Linked DNA regions of Mus musculus: regions 1, 3, 4, 5, 6 and 7 are each linked to region 2. Evidence: chromatin loops called from intact Hi-C (ENCODE). Cell type or tissue: left cerebral cortex. All regions are shown on one strand.

Region 1 (4,000 bases), 1.2 Mb before region 2:
CCGTGGAATGGGCTCATTAAGGGGTTACTTTCAGTTTTGCCAACCGGCTGTCAATCTCTGGTCCTTCATTAATTTATTTATATTAATTTTCACTGTACATATCCATTGTACATGGTACCGGATTATACAAAATCTGGTAATTTCAGAAGACTTCCTGAAATAGTAGGTGCTATGACAAAATATCAGAGAAGATATCTTAGCCCACACTTTCAGAAGTTATAGTCCATGGTTCGTTGGCCTCAATGCTTTGGGGTAGGAATCTGTTCATGTTTACAAAGCCAAACAAACAAACAAACAAACAAACAAACAAACAGAACAGAACAAACAAACAACCCCCCCAAGCCCCAACCCCCCCAAAACTAAACAAACCCAATACCACCATCACCACCAAACACCACCAAAACAGAGAGGAACTAGTGACCATGGGGTTCTAGAACCCCTTCTTTAGCGTGTTTTCTCAAAGATCCAACTTCCTTCCACTGGGTCGTATTTTCTATTGTACCATTAACTTCAAACGGTCCCGAAGTCTAGTGACGAAGCCTAAAACTTGTGGGCCTTTATGGGCTGTTTCAAAGGGTAGCATCTTTACATTCATTGTAAAACCATTAAGTCTCTGAAGAAAGAGCTTGAGGAAGACTCTGGAGTTCTCATGCTCATGGTTTGGTAGAACTCACACTGTGAAAACAACCATTCTATCAAAATCAATTAACTCATTTGATGTAGTCCCAGCCAAAATGCCCACATCCGCCACAGAATGTGCAGAAAAAAGAAGGTTAAAATTCATATGGATCACAAAAGATGCTGGAGCAATCCTGAGAAAAAGGGGCAGGGTAGAGGAATTACCATTCCAGATATCTTATAGAGTTGGATTAATAAACAGCATGGTATTGCCATAAACCGACAGATAGACTAATGGAATAACAACAGAAATGCCCAAACATGACTGCATGCAGCTACAGCTGACTGATCTTTGACAAATGTGCCACAAATACACATTGGGAAAAGACAGCATCATCAATAAACTACTGGAAAAATGAGATGTTTGCATGAAGAAGAACAAACTGGACCCAAATTTATCACCCAGCACAAAAATGAGCTCTGAACGGATCAGAGACCTCAATGTGAAACTTGAAACACGGAAACTGCCAGGAGGAAGCAATCATAGGCAGTGCCCAAAAAGATAGAGCTGTCTGTAACGACCCTCTGTCCAGGACTCTGTCAGCTCAGGAATTAACCATTGACCAGTGGGTTTCACTGTGTAGCCCTGGCTGTCCTGGCTCTCACTCTGTACAGCCAGGATGTCGGGGATTGGTCTGCCTTTGCCTCTCAAGTGCTGGGATTAAAGGTGTGGACCACCATCGCCCAGCAGCCAGCAGCCCATCTTTCTATTCCAGACTAGAACCAGGTCTAGTGTTCTTATCTTGTCTGTAGTGAGACTCCCTTCCTATTCAGTGTGCGGTGTCTATAGAATGAGACATGGAGGCAGATAAAATAAAATGAAAACACTGGTTCTCAACCTTCTTAATGCTGTGACCCTTCAATATAGATCATCATGTTCTGGTGACCCCAACCAAATAAAATTGTTTTCATTGCTACGTCATAGCTGTAATTTTACTACTGTAAAATAGCCATGTTTTCTGATGGTCACGGCCCCCAGCTTTAGAACCATTGGTCTAGGAGGTGTGATAGCTGATGGGTATCTGAGAATGGGCGTTTGCTTTAAACCTTTAACTTTTAAAGTGCTCTAGCACGGGAGACTTATTTCCATGACATTTTTTTTTTTTTTAAAAAGAAGAAAGCCTGCTGCTTGTGGACCTGTGAAATAAAGGCATTATGTTCTCAAGCAGAAAACCTGCCTTCCCCAAGAGACACGTACCTGGCCATATTAAAAAGGATTTCCATAGGCATCTGTTTCTCAGATGTGGTCCTAAAGCCTCAGGGGTCAGAAATGTAGACTGCTGGAATCTGGGGGGTGTGGGAGGTGCTTGCAGGGAGCCTCTCACTGGACTGTTTCCCTTGGCCCCCGGCCTCTGTTTCTCACACAGTGATCTCAGACTGTGCATGCTTTCCTACCTGTCTTTCTTTGGTATGGAACCCCCAAAAGACCCTTTGGTCAGGTACCACAATTCTTCCCGAGTACAGAGGAAAATCAAGATGAGGGAGGAGCCTCGTGTAAGGGAAAGGCTCGGGGTAACAGAAGCAGAAACATATGCGCATTTCATCCAGCAGGGGGCAGTGAGATCACGTGGCTACACTAAGCGAGGCAACCCAGACCCCAGGACCAAAGCTGAGAGCTGCTTTTGCTCTCCAAGGTGGATTCCAGGACCTGGTACCTGCCATCGCTCAAGCCCTCCGCAGGTTTTGTAAGAGCTTTTTCCATTTGATAATTTATAGGAACACTACTTGCTTCCCTTCTGTCCAGTGGCTTATTTAGAATGGCTGAGCACGTTTTAATAAATCAGCAACCCTCCAAATGTGAAGGGAAATAAAATGTTTTGCAGCCCGGGGACGGCGAGGGTTTGTCTGCCTTGAGCACTCCTGTGACAGGACGATCAAATAAAGACAAGGTTGTGGTTTTGATCTCTCTGGAGGCTGATTACTTTGTTCTATTGTGTGGTCAAAGGCCTCACTACCAATGTGTTTAATCACCTAGAAATGCTTGCTTTGCATCTAGGAGGTCAGCTGTGTTGCAGGGTCAGAGAAATTTACTAGGGCTAGGGAAAAAGTTCGGTCTTAACATGATGCAGTCGCTGTTTAAAAATCTCTCTCCTTGAAGGTGATAGACAACGCCTGTGAAAGTAATGGAGTGGTGTTCAAATCCATTCGCTGTTCCTGTGATAATTCACTTGCACACAGGGAGAGTGGGTTTTGCCATTTGAAAACACAGTCAATTCTCTCTGCTTCAGTGGATCATCTCTATAGGATCTTATCTTCTCTCCCTTGGTTGGTCTCAGAGAAGGGCAGAGGTCGAGAAGAGCCTGGGAAGAAAGAGCCGATAGAAACGACATCCTTCTCACTCCACTGCCTTTTAAAGTCACTTGTCATTTTGCATGAGCTCTTCTCCCTGCGACAGGTATGCGGGTCAAATGGCTTCTTCAAGAGGATACCCAGAACTCCTCACCCTGCGTGCCTCATAGATGAAAGTCCACCTTTCTTTTTTGCTTCATTTTGTACTGCCCCAGAGAGCCCTGTCTCATGGTCCTTCACCTCAGTAGCTCTGCCAAAAACATACTCAGTTTTGCAAGCCAGATTTCCAAGATCCATGCCCGACACCTTACTTCTCTTGACTTCTTGTTTCACTACCAAATCTCAGTAACTCTGTTGTCTTTAAATATAACGTTCCCTCATCTGTGTCACCACCCCTTTTTTCTACGATGTCTCCATTTCTTCTGGACATGTTAGTAACCTCCACTGGTTACTAACAACAATAAATGTATCCACTATTATCCTTTTGCAAATGAAGCTTGTGTTGCTCCGGCCACAAGGTTGCCCCAGAGCAGGTCTGTTAATGTTTTTCCTATATAGGATCAGGACCAATCTACCATTAATAACTCTTCTCTGAACCGGACATGGAAGCAGAGGGAGCATGCTTTGATGCACCGAGACACCATGCAATCCCTGTATCAAGTATCTCACGCTCCTGGTCACACACTGACTTAGGAACAGAATACTATGGGGCACTGTCTCATTCTGCTGTGAGCAGGAGAGACACTACAGGCAGAGGGAGAGGAGGTGAGGCTCCAGGCAAGCTTCATGGAGCTCTCTGCAGGAGACAGGCTTGTTCAGAGCTTAGAGTTGTCTACTAGGGAATAAAGTCTCTTCTTTGGGGGATTCGGAATCTAGAGTGCTGGGACTCAGAAAACAAGATTCCACATTATGGTGCTTTGCTGAATATTGTGAATTGAAGGCTGTTGGAATGGGGACCAGAAGTAAGGTCTCTTTGTGCCTTCCCATCCTCCATTTAGTCTCTTAAATTAGCTCACTCGGTAGAGGCCAGAAG
Region 2 (4,000 bases):
CTGCTTCAAAGGACTGCCCGAGTACATCACATAGGAACAGCTGAACAACATCTACAGCCCAGGAGCTGCCTGCTGGGTGAAGATTTCTGAAGGGGGCTGTGGGGGAGTGAGGAGGGGGAGGCAACCTGGAGGAAATTCTGAAAGTATGCCCCACTAATACACACACACACACACACACACACACACACACACAAAGTACACACACACACACAAAGTACACACACACACACAAAGTACACACACACAAAGTACACACCACACACACACCTCCTCTCTTAGAGCTCTTCTGCAGAAAAAAAAAGGGGGAGTGGGAGTGGGATGAATCTAGATTCTTCATTCATTTGTTAAGAACAGAAAGCCGGAAGAAGGATGGCTGCCTTTTTAGGTTCCTCTTTCAAATCCTGTGTTACCAGGATTTTGCTCTCTGGGTTTGCTAAACTTGCTTAATTTGCGAAGGTTAGCCTGGTGTGTGAAAGCAGAAGGAAGGAAGGAAGAAAGGAAGGAGCCTGCTCCATCTTTGGGCTTGTGTGAGGGAGTTGGCAGTGAAGGACCACTGCTTTCAGTGAGATGGGCTTTCTTAAGCCATTTTACAAATTTCTGCCTGCTTCAATAAAGTGTTCCATTTGGATTTCTGGGCACTTTAAATAAGATCTACCCTATAAAGAGAGGCCTGCTCCCCCCTCCCCCTGCCCCGGTTTAAAATGGCTGTTGTGTTTTATTGGAAATGAACTGGGTCTCTAGAAAAAGAGTGAGAGGAAAGTGAAAAAAGGTGAAGAGAGATAAGCCATTATCCACTGCCACACTGACCAGAGGCAGCAAAGGATGCGAGTGTCCTCGGAGTGATCAGCCAGGGCTGGGAAGAGAGGAGTGAACTAAAGGCAGAGGTGGGCTGTGTGCTTCATGCTGCCTTACTTGTCTGCAGACCTTACTGTTGCTGCGTAAGAGTTTCCATAGTATCAGTGTGGATTTAGATTAAGAGATAGCTGGAAACTCTGTTGACTGTGACAGGGAAGGAAAGAGCATAGTACTGTGAGTGCTGTAACTCTAAATAAAAACAGGGAAGGAAGGTGAGGGATACCCTGAGGACTGAAGAATCCCGATCACCATAGCTGTTCTTTCAAGCTCACTGTGTTCTGAAACAATAAACTACGTTGAAAAGAGCGGCGGCATTTGTTAGTGAGCTATATTTAACATGTTTTTTATCGACGAAAATAGACTTTTATTTATCTTGCAAAGTAAACGCATGGTTCCTTCCCTCTTAGTGCTTAATCTCTGTCCTGGACAGAATAAATGATGAGAAGAACTCTGGGGCTTCTATAAATTGCATTCCTCCTTTAAAAAGAGAATGAACAGAAAAAAAAAACATTTTAAAAGACACAGCAGCATCAAGAAAGTATTTTGCCTTTGACTGTGAACATCACAGTTTTAGACTTAAGGGTGTTGTTTTCATGTTGCCATTCAAGGAGGCCAGTCTTTTCTCTCGGATGCCCAAGGTAGAGGGAGAAAGCTATGCAGGCAAGAAGCAGGTATAGGTATCAGCAAGGACAAGACTAGAATGGAAGTTAAATATAGAGTAAGACATGTTTAGAGAAGAGGATGTTACATCAGGTTGCGTGTTTCATATTCTTGAGCTGTTGTATATATGTTCCTTCCAGTCGTTGCTTTTGTTAAAAATTTCGTGGTTCAAGTGATAATCTCAGCTACTTAGGGATATGTGCCTTGTGTTTCAACATCATCCACTGCCATCCACACTTCATGATCCAATGTCTACTGCAAACCCCTTCTCCCCTGTGAGAACATTTACCCAGGAACCTATCTGACCAAATTCTACTGCTCCCTCTTGTGGCAAGTATTTTCCCTGACTTTCTCTAGATTCCAGGATGCTGTCTGGATTCCCCACTGTTCCTTTAACAGTCTACCTCTCCAGCTCTAATTCTCAGTAGCAACTAAGGCTAACCAGGCCAGTGGGTTACAACACTACCTGTTCCCACTTTTCCCTCTGAACAAAATGGTTCTGGCTCCTGGGAGATGTCTCTTAGATGTAGGGGAAGTAGATGTCAGGTGTTTTCCGACCCGTTGGGATAGACCAGACTCGGGAAATGTGAGCTTTCAGCTTTTGCCTTTGGGATTTTGATTTAAACTTAGGGCTAGTCCAGTGGGGCCTCATTAAATGCAGTAGGATTATTTCTCTCTCAATCTCTCTCTCTCTCTCTCTCTCTCTCTCTCTCTCTCTCTCTCTCTCTCTCTCTCTCCCTCTCTCTCCCTCTCCTCCCTCTCTTTCTCCTTCCTCTGGCAATCCCTCTCTTTCCCCTTCTCTATTCTTCCTCTCTCTTTCCTGCAGCCTCTAGCTTCTCATGTGTACATGTGCATCGTGTTGAAACTTTAAACTAACCATGGAGTAGTAGTGACAGCCCACTGTCTGATGTGGAGACTTCCAGGGTGAGTGCTTACTGTATGCTTTCACGGAAGGAGTTTAGAACACAAGTAGAGAGTGCCTTGATTTCACAGAGCTCACACTGCTCTCTTCCCTGGCAACTCTGTTTGGAATCTGATTGCTTCGCCCTCACATTTACACCTGTCCTTTGGTTTTTGGGTCCTTGGTGCTTCTAGTCCAGAATGCAACAAGAAGGTTCAAATTACAGGCATCCTTACTTCCTGCTCAGTTTTCAAAGAAGGAAGGGAATGTCCTGTCTGACAAGTGAAGCATGGAAACTCTTTTTGTGGCTGAGGGCTAGTGCATCATCTATAATAAGTTGTTTGAGTCTGGTAAAACATTCATGGGTTCAAAGCCTTTATCCACTGGCCAACATAGAATCTGAAACCATTAGTATGAAGGTCACTCATCTGAGTGAAGAATTCTGACCAAATCCCTAACAAAATGCAGAGGTATTGCTCAACAAAGAGGTACTATGTGTGAATCTACACAAACCATTAGTATATGTTAATATGTGAACATATACTATGTGTGAATCTACACAAGCCATTAGTATATGTCAATATGTGAACATATACTATGTGTGAATCTACACAAGCCATTAGTATATGTCAATATGTGAACATATACTGTGTGAATCTACACAAGCCATTAGTATATGTCAATATGTGAACATATACTATGTGTGAATCTACACAAGCCATTAGTATATGTCAATATGTGAACATATACTATGTGTGAATCTACACAAGCCATTAGTATATGTCAATATGTGAACATATACTGTGTGAATCTACACAAGCCATTAGTATATGTCAATATGTGAACATATACTATGTGTGAATCTACACAAGCCATTAGTATATGTCAATATGTGAACATATACTATGTGTGAATCTACACAAGCCATTAGTATATGTCGATTTGTGAATTTGAAAAGCTTTATGCAATCAGCTCTCAAAAAGTCCCGAGGACCTGGGACACAGCAAGACAAAGAGGAAGTGGAAGAGTTAAAACTGTGTTTCTGCCCACTGAATGCCCTCTTGAGACTGTTCTGATAGGGAAGCGTAGGGAGCCAAGGGCCTGGGAGCAGAGCTCTTGAATAAGAGGTCAGTCACCGGAGAGAAACCAGAAGCAGGCAAATGTGGATTCCTATACTAAGGTTTTACCCTGAAGCAACCTTTGGTTCTTTTCTTAAGAAGTTAGCCTTTGTAAGGCTTCTGAGAAATGGGCAAAGTATTTTCTCTAGAGCAGACTGACAGTCTCAAAATCCTGAAGGCGCTGTATTGTAACCTTTCCACCAGTCACCTAGACAACAGTTGCTCGATGCCAATTCAGATAAACAGTTCCCTGCACATTCAAGAGATCTTGGAAAAAATTAATGTCTCTATCAGAGGCTATCTTAAAAGATGGGATAATCACTCTGTAGATTCCATGCCATTGCAAACTAAGTTACAAATAATGTCTTTGCTGAATCTAATGTGAGATCAAGTCAAAACAGCAAGACAACCAGTGAGTGATTCACCACCTTCCACTAATCCAACCATGGTGTCTACTGAGCACTCA
Region 3 (4,000 bases), 190 kb after region 2:
ACCAGCTATAAATGGGCGTGTCCTTTCCCTGGTGATTTCTGAAACCTTGAGGAGACAAGAAGTTATCAAGGAGCAATGGGGAGTTTAAATTTTTCTCAGAAAGCCAAAGCAATCAAACAGCACTGCCTAACATTTAAAAGCACTCAGATGTTCTCTTTAAGGAAAGAAAAAGAATAACTATTAAGAAGAAAGAGGCTTTCACAAGCTCTTTCTCTGCTTTGTCTGCTCTGAGTCTGTTAGAATCCTAGGCCAGCTGTGTTCCCATCAGGCAGCCTGTCAAGAAAAGGAATGAACAAAGAGATCAGAACCAAGAGAGTGGCGTGGAAACAGAGAGCTCAGAGCCAACCAGCGATCTCCAAGGGCCCGGCGTCCACGCCCTGAAATAGATACAAAGTTGCACATGCATGTGTTTCATTGGCCAGGTTAAGAGTTAGCAGAAATTAATAGCCGAGCGCCCTTCCTTCTCTTAATGGAAGTGCTGCTCTGTCAGGAAAATGAGACTTCGCCTGTCTCCAGGTCAGCTGGCTAGCTGGCTACTGAGTGGCACGCAACTCTCAGATCTCTGCCCAAATGCTGCTCAGGTTGGAACCACCCCAAGGAGCACAAATGGTAATGTCTAGGCATGACTCCCCAATGACCTTTGTTAAAAATAGTGCTGCTGTCTCCCTGCTCAGAGGTGACAGAGCCGTCAGAGGTGTCTCAGCTGTCATAGTTGGCATTCCCATGGAAGCCCCGACAGCTAGACAACTAAATTTATCCCACCTTGTCTTTACCATCTTCCTTCTCTCTGGGTTTTCTTCTTAGCTCTCTGTTCTTCCCCTTCATCTAGCTCTGTTTTCCTTCACTTCCATTAACTTGCCTTTTTCTCCCTTTTCTTCAAGGCTGAGTATATAAACTGCTTGGCCACTACTCTCCTTCTTAGGCCAGAGCTTCACACTGTGAGATGAGCTTAGAAAAAAAAATGGGCTCAGTTGCCTGAGATTAAAGTTAATAAATACAAAACAACAAAAAGCCCCAAGAAGATATATTCAAACAAGAAAAATAATTTTGCTGTGATAATTCAATAAAATCCCTTTATAACTTTTGGCATAAGATATATCAGGCTTTTTTTTTTTTTTTTTGTCCAACTTCTATTGCCACTACATGACATTTTTCAAGTGATCTCATATAATTAAGACATACGTCATGACCTCAGAAAGCTAATTAAGATGGTGATTTGATTTCTTTATGACAAGTTTCAAACTTTAAAATTTGAACACAGTGTCCATACATTAAATTACTTTAGCAGAACTTTACTCTGTTGAAGAGGCTAATCATGATAGGAAGAAGCTAAAAATATAACCTTGTAATGATTGTGGTTGAGGCCTTTTTGAATATGGGATTTTTTTTTTCTTACGTATCAGACAGTATCCTTGTAGGAAAAATTAGGATGTGTTCAGACATCAGTCAAATTTCTATTTCTTTGCAATTATTTTCCAACGTTGATTGCAAGAGAAAATGCGTAATACCCCTCATTGAACTCTTACGGGGTTTTGAGGGGCTACGGAAAACGTTCCCAATATTTTGAAATGTCTTCCAAGAACCCTGTGCTGAACCATACACATCGCCTTCTCTGTGCGCAGACGGGATGAACCAATGCCCCGCCTGCTCCGTGCTTCAGCTGGTTGTTGGGTTTCAGTTCCCTGGGAAAAAAAAGGGGGGGGAGCTTCTTCGCTTTGCTTTTTCCTTTCTCTTGTTATTTATTGTTCCTCCTTTTTGCATCCACACATCCCTGAAGGTCCTCCACAGCATAGCCCTTTGTCTCATTCCTGCCAAAAGGGGAGCACCCTTGGGCACCCCCAAGTTATAAGAGGCAAACATGCACCCTGCCCTCCTTAACTGCTCCAGGGAGATCTTCTGTGGCTATAGGGATTATATGATGGGGGTGGGGGAAGGGCCAGTCAAGCGTTGCAAATGGAAATGAGATTCGATGTATGAGGTTTCATAGGGAAAGCCCTATTTCCTGTGATACCGTAGCACGTGGTGCTCTCTCTGTTAAGACTTCAGCGTAAGTTGAAAGAAGCACTCATGGTGACTCCTTGCCACAGGAGCTGGGCACACAGCCAGGGCTCTCTGCTCAGCGGCCTTAGGGTGAGCTAAGAGTCCCAGAACACGCCAGTCAGCATTTTTCATCCAAGGACAGGGGTGTCCTATTGAAATTAAAAGTACACGAGCTAGGGCCTACCAACCTCTGTGCGAGGAAGTTAATTAGTTTTCCCTCCCCGAAGCATGTTTTCATTCTTTACATGGCGTGCAGTTCCTTAGATAAATGCAATCATCCACAATCGGGAAAGCACATAGGTGAAGGTCTGCGAGGGCGGGCTTCCTCTTGGCTCTAAATACATAAAATCCGACAGATAATAATGTACAATGGTAATTTTAACCTACCTGGTCATGCCAAATTTGTCATTCAGAAATGCTCTCTTTTTTTTTTTTTATTTTTTTAAGCTGCTTACAGCTTATTTGAAAACGCTGTTTTGATTACCTAATTTATTGCCATTCCCTCGTTCACAATGTGGTAATTACACACAATTTGTAATGAGCTTATCTCAGCAAAGCACAGCCAGTGACAGGAGATGCGTTGTTTTCATGTAAGCCAACCGACTCTGGTCTTCTAATCAGCAGCAGAGGGAAGCAATATTGATAATTGAAACTTAGATCCAAAGTGGCTCTTAATTGAAACCTGCATTAATGACATGCTGGCATTAAAAAGATCTGCAGGTTAGCTGCAGCTTCCCCTGGCATTCTGAAGATTTTTTTTTTTTTGTCTCTTCAGTACCTTACTGAGATTGACTAATTAATTAATTAATTAATTAAGATTGGTCTTGGAGGCCTGGATGCAAAGACACACCTTCCCACAATGTGTTTTCCAAACTGTACAATATTAATTATAATTTTATTTCAGAACACAGAAATGTTGGCCTTGAACACAATCCAAGTTTATCACGTGGTAACTTAATGCTATTTTTCACCTTTTAACCCTAGTTCTTTGGCCATATAGAAAAATCTAGATAAGCTTATCAATTATATTATATAAGTAGCTGAAATTAGAATTATGTATCAAGATTTTGGTTATAGTATTCAAGGTAATGTTTTCAGGAGCCATAATGAGTGAAGTGAGTTAATCTTCTATTTAGTTTAATGTATGCCTAGGGTAGAGGTTTGGGGTTCTGGTTTACTGTAAAGTAGAAATTCTCTGTGCTCAAGAACACCAAGAACAGCACTAGAAAATTTTCCAAAGATGACCTCTCGCTGCTACCCAGATGTGAATAACAAAAAGAAGAGAACCATCTAAGAAACTAGAGGTATGGAAAGAAGATTCATTAACATAACAGCTCACTAAAAGTTCAGATCAAGAAATAAAGTGTCGGAAAGGCTTACATATCAACACACTGTCAGACCTTCATTCAGGAAACGCTCAAACGTCAAAACCAAAGAGTTTGATAGGACCCTGAAGGACCAGAGAGACTTTACATTGGTTTTGGAGGCGAGGACCATGGAGTGTGGTTGGAATATGCTTATCTGTCTGAGGAGGGACAAGGGACAAACACCTAACTTAGCTGGCCTTTGAGTTCATCTAAGGAGCCAATCTTACAAATTGGTTTTATGTGAAGTGAGAGACCTGTGCCATGGGTCTACCTAGAGTCTATAATAAACAAGGGCTTGAGATCATGTGGGATTATGCAGATGATGTGACCTTGAGCCACAAAAGTAGACCAGCCTTTCGACTGCCAAGATTCCCATTCCAGATATTCCTCTAAGCCTCTACATATATAAACATGATCCATCATGAGGCCTGTGGCAATGTGTGACTAAGAAATCATCTAAACAGCTTCTGAGCACCACGGGCCTGGAATTCTAAAGACAGCATACATGTGCAAGAAGAGTGAAAGCATTAAGGACAATGCCCCAACTTGACTCGTTGGTTTAGAGGGAATTCTGTAGTCTTCCCTCCCTGTAA
Region 4 (4,000 bases), 71 kb before region 2:
CTTTTGATGCTCCTTTCTTTTTTATTTGTTTGTTTTGAGATAGGCTCTCCTATCCACAGCCCAGGCTGGCCGTGTAGTTAAGGATGACTTTAAAGTCCTGGGCTTCTTGCCTCCATTTCCCAAGTGCTGGGATTGGATGAAGGCATCCATATACCAGCTTGTCCTTTTTAATTTATAATAGGAATTTCAAAACCAATTCAGATTTAAGAGTATTTTAGTATATGTGCATGTGCATATATCACCCGCAGAAATTACCCTTAGTGAGAAGCAATAAAATTGATTTTTAACTAAAACGAGTGAATCCGGGGATTAGTGCCGCATATTAGAGACATTGAGAGTAAGAGGGATAACTCCACTTTTAAAACAAAACCTGAAAGATGAAAGCCTAAATTACAAATAAGTTAAAAAAACAAACAAACAAAACAAAGAGCCTCAGTCTTCATGCCACTAAGAGGCCCCCTCTCTACTTGTCAGGGCAAGATTTATTCCCTGATTAGGGATTAAATCAGAGTAGTATGCCACAAAAGCCTATCAGTGATAATGAACAAGCTTAACAATTCTTATTCATTTAGGCTTGGGTTCTGTAACAGTAAAAACATTTTCTAAATCCTTTTTTCTCACCCAAGTCTTAGCTTAACACACCTGCCACCTAATAACCTAAAACACCTCCTCTCCTGTCAGAGAGATCTTGACATCTCTGGCCTTCTGCTTTTCCTTTAAGGTGAATCATCGAGAGGGTTAAGAACCATTTCCAGTTAAATAAATGTCTCGAGAATAAACCTAGTAATTAGTAATTCACATGTAGTGCAATAAGGGAGTAGTGTTCATTCAGCTACTATTCATTCACTCATTCATTCATTCATTCATTCATTCATTTAATAAATGTCTCTCAGGTCCCATTAGCATCTTATTACTAAGTCTCTCAGTGTGAAGAGGCTGGTAAGCAGCCAGAATCAAGCAAGCCCACACCCTGCAAACTTTGCGTTTGAATCAGGTAGAAATTGATTGTACGCCAAAATCCGGAGAATACGACTGCCAATCTAAAGCATATTTGTAAGCGTGTGTAGTGGCAGAATTGTGGGTGGGAAACGGGCTGGCTGAAAGGATGTCTATATGTGTATTTTTATCACCCATGTGTCGGATGAGCCTGAGAGCTGCCAGATAGCTTTCTCGACAGCTTGGCGTTAGTGTTGGGAACAGGTCCATGTATGGAAGCGAAAGCCGAAAGGCACAGATAAGCTAAGAGCCAGCTATGCAGCCATGCTTAGAGACACTAAGGACAGGCTCCCCGGGTCCTTTCTTTCTGGTCTATCTGGAGCAGCCTTCAGAGCTGGTCGGTTTCTCATCCAGCCCATGCAGACAGAGACGGCTTGACAGAGGTAGGTGCAAAGCTTTTATGAAACTTACATAAGAGATGATACGCGGCTACTCCCAGCAGAGCCCTTGATGTTTGTAGGGGAGGATGCCAAATTATTTCTGAAAAAAAAATTAGAGAGAGATTGAGATTGAGGTTGAGGCTGATGACTGAGGTATCTGACACCAAGCAGGGGAGTTTAACTGCTGAGGGAAAGTAACAACCCAGACTGGCTGGCAAATTATAACTCTTTTTCCTGGGTCACCCATCATTTGGATTTGTATGAACCTAGTTTTTCCTTAATATTGCCAGCATGTTATAGGATGGGCCACATGAGGCCCTGCTTAACTCTGTGTGCTTTAGGGTAGGGTGGGTGCAATGTTTGAGTTTTCTTGCATGTTCATTGGAAGCTAGCAAATACATTTGTGTCTAGTTCTTCTTGGATGAACAAGGGAAGGTTGGTAAAAGGCATTCTTATTTTTAGCAACTGAAGTCAGTTTTTCAGCTTTTCTCAGCAGCTCGTAGATTGGTCACATCCTGTTTAAAGATTTCGGGTTCCGTTCTCACAAGCATGTCGCATGTGCGTCAAAAATGGCTAGAGCCAGCTATATGTCCTGCATTTTTCTAGGTACTCTTGGCACTTTTTCTTCATTCTTCATTGTAGAGGTACAAAGTCTTAACCGCTGGAAAGAAAGTCCTTCTAAATGTCATCATGGTTTTCTTAGTCACACGTTGACAATAGTGGCTTGCACCAGAATAGGAAAAGCTCCCACTCAGGAATTCAAGGTCAAAGTACGTACATCAAGACAAGGGTAACAACACAAGCTGCTCTATGACTAATTCAGTTTCTGGAAAACCAGTTAACCAGCCAATCATGTTCACTGCATTTTGAAATACCATTCCAGAGAGCTGCCAAACTGTGGTCATTAAACGAAGGAGTTCTGTCAATACTGTGAGCAAAGTATATCTGCCAAACACTCATAAAAGTTTTGAAGGAGATCATAAGGTGTGATTTCCTACAAAATACATGTGTTTTTTTTCTAAGATGAAACCGAAATAATTATTATAAAGGATGATAAAATTTAGGCTCTGGCTTTATCTTGTGAAGCACAATGTGTGTATGAATCAAGTCAGATTTGACCCGACTCCCCACTTTAGGTTTCAGTTGTGTGACATAACATGTTGTTGAGGGAGGGCAGAAATATGTAACACGATTGGCTTTCTCTGGTGACAAATATAACATGGAAAATAATGAATGAATAAGTATAGTTTGCAACGCCGAGCAGTGAAATGTTCTCTGGATATATTAGATTTCTGGGGAAAGGTTTGACAAATATAGAGGAAGTATACATAGTGGTTTTTGTCTAAGCTGTATTTCACTTCACTTAAACAAACAAAATACGCAGGGAAAGAAAAGATATGGTTTTGCTTCAATGCTACAATATCACTATCAGGGTACAGAACTAAGGAATGGAATTTGCACTAAACTATTATTTTAATCTATCCATTTACATTGGAAATACATTAAATTTATAACATATTTGCACTTAGCATTTTTCCTTCTAAGGTAGGTTAAACTGTACTAAAGAATACTAATATTCTGGGAGAGATAAAGAGAAATCTAAGAAGAAAAAGAAGGGGAAAGAAAAGTAAAAGAAATGGAGAGGGGAGGGGAGAGGGACAGGGAAGGGATGGTGAAGAAAGAAATAGAGGAGAGGAGAGGGGAGACAAGGAGAAGAGAGGAGAAGAAGAGAGAGGAAGACAGGAGGAAAGGGAAGGAAAGGAGAGCAGAAGAGGAGAGAGGTGAGGAAGAGCAAGAGGTTGTACATTCTTTACTAACAGAGCATAGCTGTCGTAACTTTAGCTAAAGTGGAACAGGCCTGGAAAAGAACAAAAGAGTGGCTCTAAAATGCTTAACTAAACATCACATACCAGCTGGCTTTCAGAAAGAAACAGCACAGCAGGAACCCTCCCAGGTCTCAGTATATAGAAGGGTCCTAGAAAGGCTGCTGATGCTGGCAGCAGTCCTGAAGAGGTGCAATACATACCTGTTGCTGGCAATTTCTCTCTCATTTGCAAACCTCCAAGCACACTTCAAATTCACACTCCTGTGAAATGTCTGTTGCCTGTTTGTCCCCCTGATAAACAAATCTAGGAAACAGCTTTAAGTGATAGAAATGATTGGCTGCTATTTTTATGTGTAGTAGATAACATTAATGACAATCAAGCTCCTTGTCCTTCTGATTTGTGACATATATTTGAAGTTCCATATGTTTATACTATTTATATTGATCATATCTATCCCTCACTGCCTCCCTCCAACTTTACCTAGAGCATGAATGCACACCATCTCGCTCTAAGGTTGATATCCAACCCAAGGAGAAAGGTCAAAGTGCTATGATTTTATTTTGTCAACTTGACACAAGCTACAGTTATCTAAGAGAACCATCAGTTAAAAAAATGCCTCCATCAGATTGCCTGCAAGCAACTCTGTAGTGCATTTTCTTGATTAATGATTGACAGGGTTGGGGGCCGTGCTAACTTGGACAGGTGATATTGATCTTCATATGAAACCAGGCTGAGCAAGACATGTAGAGAAAACCAGTAACCAGTGTGCCTCATGTACTCTGCTTCAGCTCCTGACTC
Region 5 (4,000 bases), 1.3 Mb before region 2:
GACACAAGCTCCGGGGGGTACTGGTTAGTTCATAATGTTGTTCCACCTATAGGGTTGCAGATCCCTTGAGCTCCTTGGGTACTTTCTCCAGCTCCTCCATTGGGCCCTGTGATCCATCCAATAGCTGACTGTGAGCCTCCACTTCTGTGTTTGCTAGGCCCCGGCATAGCTTCGCAAGAGACAGCTATATCAGGGTCCTTACAGCAAAATCTTGCTAGTGTATGCAATGGTGTCAGCGTTTGGAGGCTGATTATGGGATGGATCCCTGGGTGTGGCAGTCTCTGGATGATCCACCCTTTCATCTCAGCTTCAATCTTTGTCTCTGTAACTCCTTACATGGGTGTTTTGTTCCCAATTCTAAGAAGGGGCAAAGTGTCCACACTTTGGTCTTTGTTCTTCTTGAGTTTCATGTGTTTTGCAAATGGTATCTGTGGAGGAAGGAAATCACGCCCAGAACACTCACCATCCACGAGGCTCTGTACTGGACCTTTCTACGTACACTGCTGCTGTGACACAACTTCCCTTGTCCTATGTCTCAGAGGAAGAGACACACACTGACGTACCCCAGGCCAGAAGTGACTTTGGCAAGTGTGTCCTGGTTCACTCCAAAGTTGTTGCTTTGAATATGATGCCGTAGCGATCGTAGTGATTTATGCTCTGCCTGCCTCCCAGAGAGGCTCTGGGGCTAGCAGATAAATGGACTTCTGTAGATGAGCAATGTTTTCCTGAAACAGAATAAAAAGGCAGGGCGGATATGACATGCTTAAAGACATTGTCTTTGGACCATAGAATAGTGTGAGGCTAATGGAGAGCTGCTTACAAAGGTGTCAGGGACCAGGGCAGCTTCTACCGAAATGTTCAAGATTCTTTACATTATAAAGTGTGTATATTTTTATCTTTAGCATTTTACAGTAATGAATACTGCATGAATGTGCTCCTCCATCAGAGTGGATTAGCATTCCCTTGTCTCTGCATCCCCAGCAAGCTGTTTCATGTCCTTTTGCCACTAGCAGTTCTAAGCGGGTGAGATACTTCCCTAAGAGTTTGATTTAAATTTCTCTGCTACTTTAGTGAAACCTTTCTCAAGATTCTTATCCTGACATCTGGTGACTCTCAGAGGTCCTTAGAGTCTCATGCCAGCACCATGGTCCTACTTGTAACAAAGTACAATTTAATTACGAGTTTATGGGCTTCACTGGAGGGGCATGAGACTGCATTTGAGAGCTGTGAAGAATCCCTCTGTGATACTGAAGTCGACGCTGGTGGTTGTGGAGGACTCTGGTCATCAGGCAGATGAGAAGAAATTGCATGTCCCTTGCACAGGTCAGGAGGAGTACTGCAATGTGATGTCCAACCTCACTGTTCTCAAAGGTCAAGAATCAAGTCATATCTTCATTAAATAGAGAGCAAAATGAAGAAGGCAAGGTTGCCAATAGACATGTATTCAAGAGACATGTATTTAGTGACTGCCAGGCAGTACAATGTCCTGCAGTGAGAGGGGAGGGAGACATAGCTCCAGAGCCTCCCCTCTTTCTCTTTGCCCAAGCTTTAGGTCTTCTGTGTGTAATTGTGTCATTCTGTTTCCACCAGGTGGTGTTGAGGTGGAGTGGGGCTTCAGGGACTCGAGGCATTTCTGACTCTTAGATGTATTAATTAGAAAGAAACTCCCAGAACCGTGGAATTAGGATGAAGCAGGCACCATTGGATTCAGTTGCCCAATGTCTTAACTAACTTGAGCGACAGCTGGTCATCTGACCCCGTCTACCATCCTGGAAACGGAATGCTCAAGAGTCTAGGGTGCCTAAATGTGGTCTTCTTTTAGTAGCAATGGAATTGCAGGAGCAGAAGTCCCATTCACTGAGTACTAAATGTCCTGCCATGGCTGTGGTACACACGTTACACCATTCCCACTCTTCCTATAACACAGTACTGAAGCACAGCATTGTATGTGATCCTCATAGTGACGTTGGGATAGATGGATACATGGACACACACACACACACACACACACACACACACACACACACACACACAATTTGCAGGCTGGTTATTTTTCCCACTCAATAGCATACCACAGAAATCTCTCCAAGTCAATTTCATTAATCCAAATTTACCTTAAAACATCCAGCACATCTTTATGCTCTCTTCTTCTTCTTCTTCTTCTTCTTCTTCTTCTTCTTCTTCTTCTTCTTCTTCTTCTTCTTCTTCTTCTTCTTCTTCTTCCTCCTCCTCCTCCTCCTCCTCCTCCTCCTCCTCCTCCTCCTCCTCCTTCTTCTTCTTCTTCTTCTTCTTCTTCTTCTTCTCTTTCTTCAAGAATCATTTTTTTTCCTTTGTTTTCACGGACAATACCAGTGTTTAGAAGCCTAATAATGCTCTTGAAAGGCTGAGGGAAGAGGCTGTATTTTCTAAAGTGGCCACTAGATGGAGAAATTGTCCCACAATGTTAATAAAACCACACAGTTACCTGCATCTACAGGAGGCAGTGGGGTTGACTGCTTGCTAAGGAGCCCTGTACAGTGGTTCGTTCCTGTGGAAGGAACTTCGGGAGTTAACTGATTCACTTTTCTTTTTTTCTTTCTTTCTTTCTTTCTTTTTCACTTTTTGTTTTGTTTTGGGAACTTTAATATTTGCGGCAAAGTCCTTTGAGTAATATCCCCTCCCTGCTACTTTGCCCCTTGTCTGTTTGTGGCTAGAAGGTTATATATATATATATATATATATATATATATATATATATATATATATATATATATATATATATATATATATATATATATATATATATATGCCACTCACTAACCTTTAGGATGAAACCTATTCTGTCCCAAAGACCAGCAGCATCAGAAGCCAGGGCCATCTGAGCAGAGTGCAGGAATGCATTTCATCAGAAGCCACCAAGCTGGGGATGGTTGCCACACAGAGCCTGGTCCTGTGTAGGTGGATGTTGTGGTGCCCCACATGACCGTACATGTTGGGCCAGAGGGAGGGGAACCACGGCATCCCATGCTTCTCTCTTCAAGCTTGGCCAGAGCTCCTCGAAGGTTTCAACGCTCAGCTGTAGGCACTGTCATGACTTGTGGGCTGTCTCCAGGGAAAAAAATCTCTCTGCATCATTGTATAGTGTCCTGAGGGGAGACCACAGCTATGGCCAATGATCGGGGGTCTGTATAGATTTCAAAGTCATTCCCGCAAGGACTGGGCTCATTCCCAAAGAAGTGGATGATGTCGAAGCTGTCCTCATTCAGGACGAGGCTATAGGGCTTATCCTAGCTCCTGGGAAGACACCGAAGCTCTGTCTGGAGAAACTCAGCCCCTTGCCGTCAAACTTGGTCTCAAGGGCTACCACAAACGTTTGCCTGATATTCTCCGTTTTCTTTTTTTAATTTTTTAAAATGGTTTTTCGAGACAGGGTTTCTCTGTATAGCCTCAGCTGTCCTGGAACTCACCCAGGCTGGCCTCAAACTCAGAAACCCGCCTGCCTCTGCCTTCCAAGTGCTGGGGTTAAAGGTGTGCGCCACCACTGCCTGGTCCTTCTTGTCCTGTTCATAGGACTCCATCCTCTCCTCCAGGGTGCCGCTGTGGCAGATGGGCGAGATGGCCAGCATGCCGTTCTGGAACTCCGCGAAGGCTGCGTGCTTCTCGGACTGTGTAACGGAGCAAGGCCGGGTAACGGAGGCAGAAGCTGATGAAGTTCTGTAGGAGCTCGTGAAGGCTGCGTGCTTCTCCGACTGTGTAACGGAGCAAGGTGGGTAACGGAGGCAGAAGCTGATGAAGTTCTGTAGGAGCTCCTTCCCCACATGGCTCTTGATCAGCAGCATGGCGAGCAGCAGTCCATACTTGTACTGCACGGTCCCACTCTGAGCAAACACGCAGTCAGACTATTCAATGACTTCATACCCATCACCCCCGGCTCAGCGATCTTAACAGTGGTCAGTCCGAGCCACCCACCACACCGATTTGTACCCTGCTTTGCAGCTCCTGCAGGAGGGCTGATACCTTA
Region 6 (4,000 bases), 470 kb after region 2:
AGAGAGAGAGAGAGAGAGAGAGGGAGGGAGGGAGGGAGGGAGGGAGGGAGGGAGGGAGGGAGGGAGGGAGGGAGGGGAGAGAGAGAGGGAGAGAGAGAAAGGGAGAGAGAGAAAGGGAGAGAGAGAAAAGAAGGAAGGAAGGAAGGAAGGAAGGAAGGAAGGAAGGAAGGAAGGAAGGAAGGAAGGAAAGAAGGGAGCCAACATGGCTATAAAAAATTAAAACCCTTTAAGAGCTAATAAGTGTCTTTCAAAGTCATAGAATCTCAACATAAAAATAAATTATATCCATTATACTAACAAACACAACACCAGTGACTACTATCTAACAGAACCAACGAAGAAATTCAAAGATGCAAACCTAACAAACCATGATAGAACTTGGGAACCAAAATTGCTCCAGGACGAGCAAAGCACTGAGAGCTGTAAATAAATGGGAAAATAAGTGATGTTCGTGGATGACCTCGGAGATACTATTCTTCCCAAATAGACAGGTTTGCTTGAATGTCAAAGTCCTAACAATACTTTTATGCATGTAGACATTCTAAATTTTATGTAGAAAGGTAAAATGATTACCATAGCTATTACAATTCATAAAATAACAAACTTAAAGGGACTTGGTCTGATTTCAAAATTATTACAGTACCAGAAGGATGTAGTACTGGGAGAGAAACAGGAATAGCAACATTCCTGTCAAGGTATGGTACTGCGGTTGTACAAGATGTTGCTCCTGTAATGAGCTGGGTAGAGGATCCGTGGACTTCCTCCTCAGCATCTCTTGCAGCTTCCTGTCAAGCTTTGATTTTGAGAAACCAATCTCAAGTTTAAAAATAAAGTGACATTCTTCACAAGATATCGCGCATAAAAATTTAAACGAAAATATTCTTTCTTGGTATGCTTTTCAATATCGTTTCCTGGATACTGTTCTAGTCTGAAGGTCTGGGCGGGGCAGTGCTAGAAGCAGCCTGGAGATTGAAGAGTCCGGAAGGGAAACCACACATGTAGCTCATCCTGGACTCGGTCAGTTGAGTGGTTGCAGGTGCAACTCAGCCCCAGCTCCACCAGCAAAGCAAGAAAGTGATTAAAACCACATGAGGACTTTATGTTACTGTATATATTAAAGGCCATGAGGACAGCATCCCCAGCTACCCCACAGCATCAAACAAAGATAACAAGAATAACCTCTGCGGCAGTGCCCCGGAAACATGACGAGTGAAAAGCTAACCTGTGTGAAGATAAAGGAAAGGTGTTTGCACTGGAAAACTTCAGATTCCTGCAGTTTGCAATGGAAAGTGAAATTGGTGAAGTGAAAAGGAAAAAATCCTTTCTAATCCCTCAAGTGCCAGTGGATCTGGAGCCTGAAATACCCATCCCACAATGCCAGCCACCAGGACTGAAGGATTCCCTTCAAAATGCATGTTGCCGGTAACACAGAAGGGTCCAATTCCGATCGCGTAGTATCTCCTGTAATGCAAAGCCACTGCATCAAGTCATTGTATATATCATAATTCTGCAATAGTCTGCATTTCAGAGGAAGCTTGGTTCTCAGACTGAAGATGCGGAATCATCCCTTATTCCAATGCCAACGCTGCCCTCTAGTGGCCATACAAATACCAGCTGTCCAAGTGTTCTAGTCTCTTTTTTAAAATATATTTTTATTATTATATATTTTCATTTCAAATGTTATCCCCTTTCCTGGTTTGCCCTCCAAAACCCCCCTATTCCATCCCCCCTTCCCCTGCTCACCAACCCACCCACTTCCTGGCATTCCCCTACACTGGGGCATCGAGCCTTCTCAGGACCAAGGGCCAGTCCTCCCATTGATGTCCAACAAGGCCATCTTCTGCTACATATGCAGCTGGAGCCATGGGTCCCTCCATGTGTACTCTTTGGTTGGTGATTTAGCATTCTCATCAAAAGCAACTTTACGAAAATATCCCTGTTGTCATTGTTGCTGTTGTTTTGTTGTTGTTGTTGTTGTTGTTGTTGTTGTAACAAATAAAATGTGCAAGAGAAGGCTGCCAAAATTCACATTTTTCATATTTTTCAAATGACATTTTATCTTCCATTGACTTTCTTGGGTATGAATTAAATGCTTCAAATTTACACCTAATAACAGAAATAGTTCATACAAAACATATTATACACTCAGTTATATCACTTTCTGAGGCCCTGATCCTATTTCTGTTATATACCAGGGAGTGTGTGTTGCTTTCAATGTGTATGAGATGGGTATTTTCCCGTCATGTTTCTAGAACAGGAAACAAAGGCATCACAAAGCTGAGGGATTGCGTTGTATATCCCCCACAGCATTGGCCTGCTCCCCACACAGCTCCCTAAGTACCCAAGCCCTCTGTGCAGGCACAGCCCAACCTTTGAAACTCCAGTCTTAGGAGAAAACAACCTACCTACTCATGATTCTATCGGCACTAGCAGAATCAATTCCTCTCCTACCATCTTTCTAGAACATTCATGTCACTGCTACATTCTGAGACATAAGTTTGTTTTGCCTCCCAGACAACAATGGAACTAGGTTGGGGGCAAGGGAGACTTGTTTGTTTGTTCTTTAGAAATTTTCAATCAAATATGAATAGGTTGGCTAAGTATCCTATCAGAATCCCAGTGATGAATCCAAGCATTCATTAGACCAACACCTGTACTCTCGAACTATGCCTATTACTTCCCGAGAGATGTTCTGTTGTTCAGTTGGACTTGCCGTCTTTGTTCCTAGGAAAGCGATCGTGTTTATCTTCATGCCAAAGCCCAGTTCTGCTGGCTTCCTATGCTCACATGGGTAAAGCCCTTCTGAAGATACTAAATCTGAGTGCCTAGCCCCTCTAGGATGCCCTGTGAGGAAGAAAGCCCAAAGGAAGCAGAGAGGGAAGGAAGCATCCATGCAGTGCAGTGGGACCAACTCATCCTCAAGAACATGGGAGCAACCAATGCAGTTGGCAAATCATCTTGTCCCCTACCAGAAGAGAAATAAACCTCTTCAATATGTGCAGCTGCAAGCAATTGCTCACCTCCATTAAACATTCGTGTAAAAAGCTGACTCACGCCAGGCGTGGTGGCGCAGGCTTTTAATCCCAGCACTCGGGAGGCAGAGGCAGGTGGATTTCTGAGTTCGAGGCCAGCCTGGTCTACAAAGTGAGTTCCAGGACAGCCAGGGCTACACAGAGAAACCCTGTCTCCAAAAACAAAACAAAACAAAACAAACAAACAAAAAAAAGCTGACTCATACAACCTTGCCGCCTACCCCTGTGAAAGAAATGCTGTAAGAGGGAAAGAGCGTCGATGGAGACACTTTTAACCATGTATAATGTATAAAACGTACGTGGTCACTTCCAAGACTCTAATATGAACCAAAGTATCAAATAACTGTGTGCCTGTGTGTGTTGGCTACGTATCCTGGGCTACCCCCAGGATACATAACTTATTGATTCTGTCGTTACATATTGTCAGTTTCTCACAGAAATATGAGTCCTGTGCATCATCTTTAAAAACTGAATAATGATTTGAAAGATTCTATTGGGCCTCTCAGCACTTGCCGCTTCTACGAGGGAACGGAAGCTTCGAGGCTTCTGGAAGGCAGCAAACATCTGTACCGGGCATGCGCAAGAGACTCAAGCGCTCATGGGCTCTATCAGCCATCCAGGCAATGCGCTGGAATATTCCGTGGTTTGTTTCACATCATTTTTACCACACATCCTTGCCATCCTTAACATCATTATAAAGGTTTAGACCAGTGATTCTCAACCTGTGGGTCATGACCCCCTTTGGGATCACAGAGCAGATACCTGCGTGGCAGATATTTATATTACAATCTATAACAGTAGCCAAATTATAATCGTGAAGTTACAATGATATAATTATACGGCTGGGGGTCACTGCACAATAAGGAACTGTATTAACGGGTCGCAGAGTTAGGAGAGCTAAGAAATGCTGCATTAAGAAGGAAGGAGGCGACCCCTAAAAAGTCAAAGAATCGTCTTCAAGCCCCAAC
Region 7 (4,000 bases), 1.1 Mb before region 2:
TTTCCACAGACCAAGCACTATTTACATGGGCCATTCTTTATAGTATCTCATCCAGAACTCTGTAATCTGCCCCAACTCTTAGAATGGGGAATAAGACCTTTGGTCTTTTTTTCATAGTAGGTAACCATTCTATTACTTAGTTATACACTAATCCTCTCTAGAAAAACAATGATGTTGCTTCCCAAGCTTATCACAATGCAGCCTCTCTGATATCTAGTAGGCACTTCTTAAACGCTAATTACAACTGCTTTTAGTTACTATGGTTTCAAGAAATGCTAGTAAAAGGTAGCCACATTTATTCAAACACAGTTTCACATAATTTCATATCTTTTCAATGAAATAGTCAATGAGAATATATTCTTGCTAAAATCCATTGAGAAATGATTTGCTTTCTATTTATATGAAGAGTTATAAATTTTGCATATGTTGGGGAGTGAATGGTAAGATACGTTCTTTTCACAAAGTTAATTTAAAATTAGGATATTTAGGCTCAGCATATCTAGCAAATAACTTTTCTGAAATAAATGATCTTTGGAAGTTGAAAAACATATAGTAATGGTTTCTCGTCAGTTAATTCTTGGAAGACAAATACAAAAAGGAACGAGTTATGACTTTGTGCATTATGGCTCTCTCAGCATCTCAATTACCTCGATTTTCATTCTCTCAGAGTAGTTCCCTCCCACATCATTGCCTTGCTTCATGTGAACTTAGGGAACTGTTCAAAACTAGGTCACAAATGGGTGGGTAGGTGTGAGCGTGTGGGTAGATCCTCTGCTAATTTCAGTTTTTAAAACATAGACTTTAACCCTGGCATTTGTTGTCAAATAATGATGAAATGCCTTGATTTTTCAGAGACATTAACTTGTCAAAGTGATGCCACTCTGTTAACAGAACTGGGAAGTAATGGGATGTCTGGTGGCAGGAAAGGCAGTGAAAACATTTCTTCATGATTCTAAATGATAGGGCTCCACATGTTTCATTAGAGTTGGACTTTTAGAAAAGTAAATATAAACATTTTTGAATTTCCAGTTGGAATTTCTTGCTACTCAACACCGAGTAGCTGCTACCATCAGAATTTGCCATTGTGCATTTATGTTGTACCTTAAACCCTGCCATCTGGACAGGACTACAAAGAGTACACATCCTTCAGTTTTTGTGACCTATAAAAAAACCACTTCCCTAAGTTTTCTACATAATGTTGTTCTTTAGTGTGGTAGTGGTATTTTAAACTTTCTCAAATACAAAGGTCTTGCCTTATTCTTTAAAGTACTCCAGAAAGAAAAATAAGAAAATTAATTAGTTAATGAAAGCAAGGGTGTTTAAGTAGTTTACTGTCTTAAACATTCAGAATAGCTTGCCTTTCCATACCTTCAAGGCAATGTATCTTTAGATATAAAGAATTTGATGGTGTTACTCATATTGTAAAAGAGAAAATGTAAACTTAGGTCCCATTTACAAGTAAATGAAAGTATGGTGATTACTCAGCCTAATTCTTAATGAATCTTTGCCTATACTGAAATCATTAGAAGCTCAAGCTTTGAATTTCCCATCTGTAATAAGCGATGAGGACCAGATGAACTTTTACATTTAAAATTCTAAATTTCCTTATTCCCAAATAAAATGTATTCTATGTGTAGGACCCATAGGTGGCAGTACCATGTAATAAAAGTAATGAAAGGGTTTGTCCACAGTAGGAAAAGCATGGAATTAAAGCTCATTTTTTTATGGGGTTCAAGAGAAAAATGAGAAAGCAAAAGCAAAATGGCCATCATTGTGTTTGTTTCATGACATTCTGCTTGCATGGACTGTAGTGGTATAAGAGAGAGAAAACTTAAAGCTTGCTTATTTCTGTATAAACTACATTGAAAGAGAGAAAAAAAGGAGTCTGCTTACTTTTATGTCAACAACATATTGAAAAAATGAGACATAGGTTTTTTTTTTTCTTTTTCTTTTTTTAAAATATATGTGGAGATTTCAAATTTGATGCCAGATAGCTTGGATTTACTAACACACAGTAGAAATGATGAACATATTCATAGTAAAGTTGTGGTTATTTGAATGGCCCCATAGTTTCATTTGTTTGAATGCTTCCTCTTCAGTGAAACTGTTTGGGAAGGATTCGGAGGTATGGCATTGTTGGAAGAGGTGTGACCTGGTTGGCAGATGAATATTACTAGACAGTAGGCTTTGAGTTCTCAAAAGCCCATCCAGACCCAATGTGTCTGCCTCTGGGCTCTTCCCATGGTTCAGATTGTAAGTCTCTCAGCTACTGCTCCACTGTCCTTCCTTTTTGCTTCCTGTCATAAAGAAAATGAACTATTCCTTAAGTCTGTAAGCAAGACCCCCAAATTCTTGCTTTTATAAGAGTACCTTTGGTCATGGTGTTCCTTCACTGAAATACTGTTTATAGAACAGTAACTATGCTACAAGTAAAATAACAAATCAGATTGAACTGATATTGGATTATGCAACTTTTAGGGAATTTTACGAGTTAAGATATAATATGACCTAAAGAAAAATTTGTCATAAACATGCTTTTTTATTTCTATGCAAACCACTGTTTGTTTGCTTAAATTAAGAGAATATTTTCTTTTGAGCTGAAGAGCAAGTGCAAGCACCCCACTTTAACAAAGTGGTGATGGACTACCCCATATATTTTTATATAAATTTCAGACTAGGTAACTTTAGGAAATCTGAAGACCAGTACTATCTTGGCATCAAAAGAGAAACTCTGATCAGAGTATACTATATGGAAAAAGATCTCTTTTCAGTTAAAAAGTCAGATGGACAAAGTTAGGATTTGTTTCATGTATTGTGGATTGGGCCCTGAGAAAGTTAAATTGGGAGTTAGACAGATGCCTCAGCAGTGAAAAGCGCTTGTTGCTCTTTCAGAGAATGAGAATTCTGTTTCTAGCACCTACATTGGATGGCTCACAACTGTCTCACCAGTTCCAAGGATATGATGTTCTGTCCTTGCTTCCCCAGGCACTTGTATATACATGCACACATGTGTATGCATATGTACACACACACACACACACACACACACACACACACACACACACACACTCTCTCTACAAGGCATATACATAAATAAAATAAATTAACATTTTAGGAGGATAGAGAATTAGTGTTTTTTGGAGGATGGCCACTAGTATGATTCCTATCTGACAGTGGATGGCCCATACCCATGCATTATGGACATCACTAACTGGAATGAGTGGGCTATGAACATAAAGTACAGATTGAATTTGAAAAGGAAAAGTGATAGGGAATATGATAGGAGGGATAGATATAATCATAGTAATATTTCAAAATGCACTTAAAACCAAGTCATATAAATATCTAAAATTAGAAGCATTTTTATTTCAAAATACTTTATAAAGAAATTTTTCAACTGTAACATCATTACCGTGAGTAAGCTGAACTAATAGTCAAAAAGCAGTTACTTATTAACAAGATTTATACAATCCAAATATTCAAAACTGCTGACTAGAGATGGTGATGATCTTTCTATATATGAGAAAAGCCAAGGACTGTAGAAGCAACAGATAACTCCATCTAAGTTTATAAGGTTAATTATTCGACAGTGTGTAAAAAAATTACCCATAAATCTCAATAACAAGGAAGCAAAATAATAAATAATAGCTATTTTCAAGAAATTTATTTGTGTGTGTATGTGCTAGTATTTAATCTTTGGAGGCAGAGATCAAGGCAGCTGTGAGTGGCCAGAAGTGGGTTCCCAGAACAGAATTCTGACTCTCTGGAGGAGTAGCAAGGGCTTTTTAACCACTGAGCCACTTCTCCAGGAAGTTTTGTAAATAATTATTATTCTTGCAATTCACATATACAAAATCATAACTTTGGTACTAAAGCCTTACAGGCTTCTGATTACTATGTTTAACAGATGTTCTTCCAGGAAGGGAAATGTTTGCCTGTGTCAGGACAAGGCTTGTAACATTGTTCCGTGCAGCTTCATTGTGTGAACTCTAATACACTC

What was found. Hi-C counts contacts between places; a loop is a spot of excess contacts. Peaks named below come from ENCODE experiments on the same cell type or tissue, not always from the same donor. Only the 100,000 strongest peaks of a DNase experiment are listed, where the experiment ranks them.
Region 1: a loop joins it to region 2, with 4 times the contacts of the local background. A loop is called at or near these places in 7 of 42 quality-filtered maps.
Region 3: it touches region 2 in a loop (2.6-fold over the local background); 9 of 42 quality-filtered maps call a loop at or near these places.
Region 4: it touches region 2 in a loop (5-fold over the local background); 4 of 42 quality-filtered maps call a loop at or near these places.
Region 5: a loop joins it to region 2, with 2.8 times the contacts of the local background. A loop is called at or near these places in 6 of 42 quality-filtered maps.
Region 6: it touches region 2 in a loop (4-fold over the local background); 9 of 42 quality-filtered maps call a loop at or near these places.
Region 7: it touches region 2 in a loop (4-fold over the local background); 5 of 42 quality-filtered maps call a loop at or near these places.

The regions. Positions count from the first base shown.
Region 1 is chr17:82,855,946-82,859,945 of GRCm38, reverse strand. All of the region lies in intron 4 of Gm34265 (a long non-coding RNA gene), which reads left to right. Among named protein-coding and RNA genes, the nearest start is that of Gm41629, 14 kb to the left of the region's middle. In left cerebral cortex, a CTCF peak has its summit at 2,227 (motif pointing right); a DNase peak (open chromatin) is centred at 2,229; H3K4me3 peaks cover 728 bases; H3K27ac peaks cover 1,055 bases.
Region 2 is chr17:81,664,597-81,668,596 of GRCm38, reverse strand. All of the region lies in intron 1 of Slc8a1 (solute carrier family 8 (sodium/calcium exchanger), member 1), which reads left to right. Among named protein-coding and RNA genes, the nearest start is that of Slc8a1, 72 kb to the left of the region's middle. In left cerebral cortex, a CTCF peak has its summit at 1,847 (motif pointing left); DNase peaks (open chromatin) are centred at 437, 835 and 1,852; H3K4me3 peaks cover 1,566 bases; H3K27ac peaks cover 1,231 bases.
Region 3 is chr17:81,478,616-81,482,615 of GRCm38, reverse strand. All of the region lies in intron 2 of Slc8a1 (solute carrier family 8 (sodium/calcium exchanger), member 1), which reads left to right. Among named protein-coding and RNA genes, the nearest start is that of Gm33944, 200 kb to the right of the region's middle. In left cerebral cortex, no CTCF peak of the experiment used is centred here; a DNase peak (open chromatin) is centred at 2,018.
Region 4 is chr17:81,735,688-81,739,687 of GRCm38, reverse strand. It overlaps Slc8a1 (solute carrier family 8 (sodium/calcium exchanger), member 1), which reads left to right and starts at 1,301. Exons shown (of 11, transcript NM_011406.3): 1 at 1,301-1,379. In left cerebral cortex, no CTCF peak of the experiment used is centred here; DNase peaks (open chromatin) are centred at 1,176 and 1,921; H3K4me3 peaks cover 1,473 bases; H3K27ac peaks cover 1,165 bases.
Region 5 is chr17:82,956,055-82,960,054 of GRCm38, reverse strand. Gm34265 (a long non-coding RNA gene) reads left to right here and starts at 3,560. Exons shown (of 7, transcript XR_877010.2): 1 at 3,560-3,745. It overlaps Gm4601 (a long non-coding RNA gene), which reads right to left and starts at 3,369. Exons shown (of 3, transcript XR_385810.1): 1 at 2,801-3,369; 2 at 464-725. In left cerebral cortex, CTCF peaks have their summits at 1,311 and 2,428 (motif pointing right); a DNase peak (open chromatin) is centred at 2,434.
Region 6 is chr17:81,191,214-81,195,213 of GRCm38, reverse strand. No RefSeq gene overlaps it. Among named protein-coding and RNA genes, the nearest start is that of Gm33944, 92 kb to the left of the region's middle. In left cerebral cortex, a CTCF peak has its summit at 1,594 (motif pointing left); DNase peaks (open chromatin) are centred at 975 and 1,567; H3K4me3 peaks cover 742 bases; H3K27ac peaks cover 645 bases.
Region 7 is chr17:82,740,295-82,744,294 of GRCm38, reverse strand. No RefSeq gene overlaps it. Among named protein-coding and RNA genes, the nearest start is that of Gm34211, 120 kb to the right of the region's middle. In left cerebral cortex, a CTCF peak has its summit at 1,647; DNase peaks (open chromatin) are centred at 1,669 and 2,912.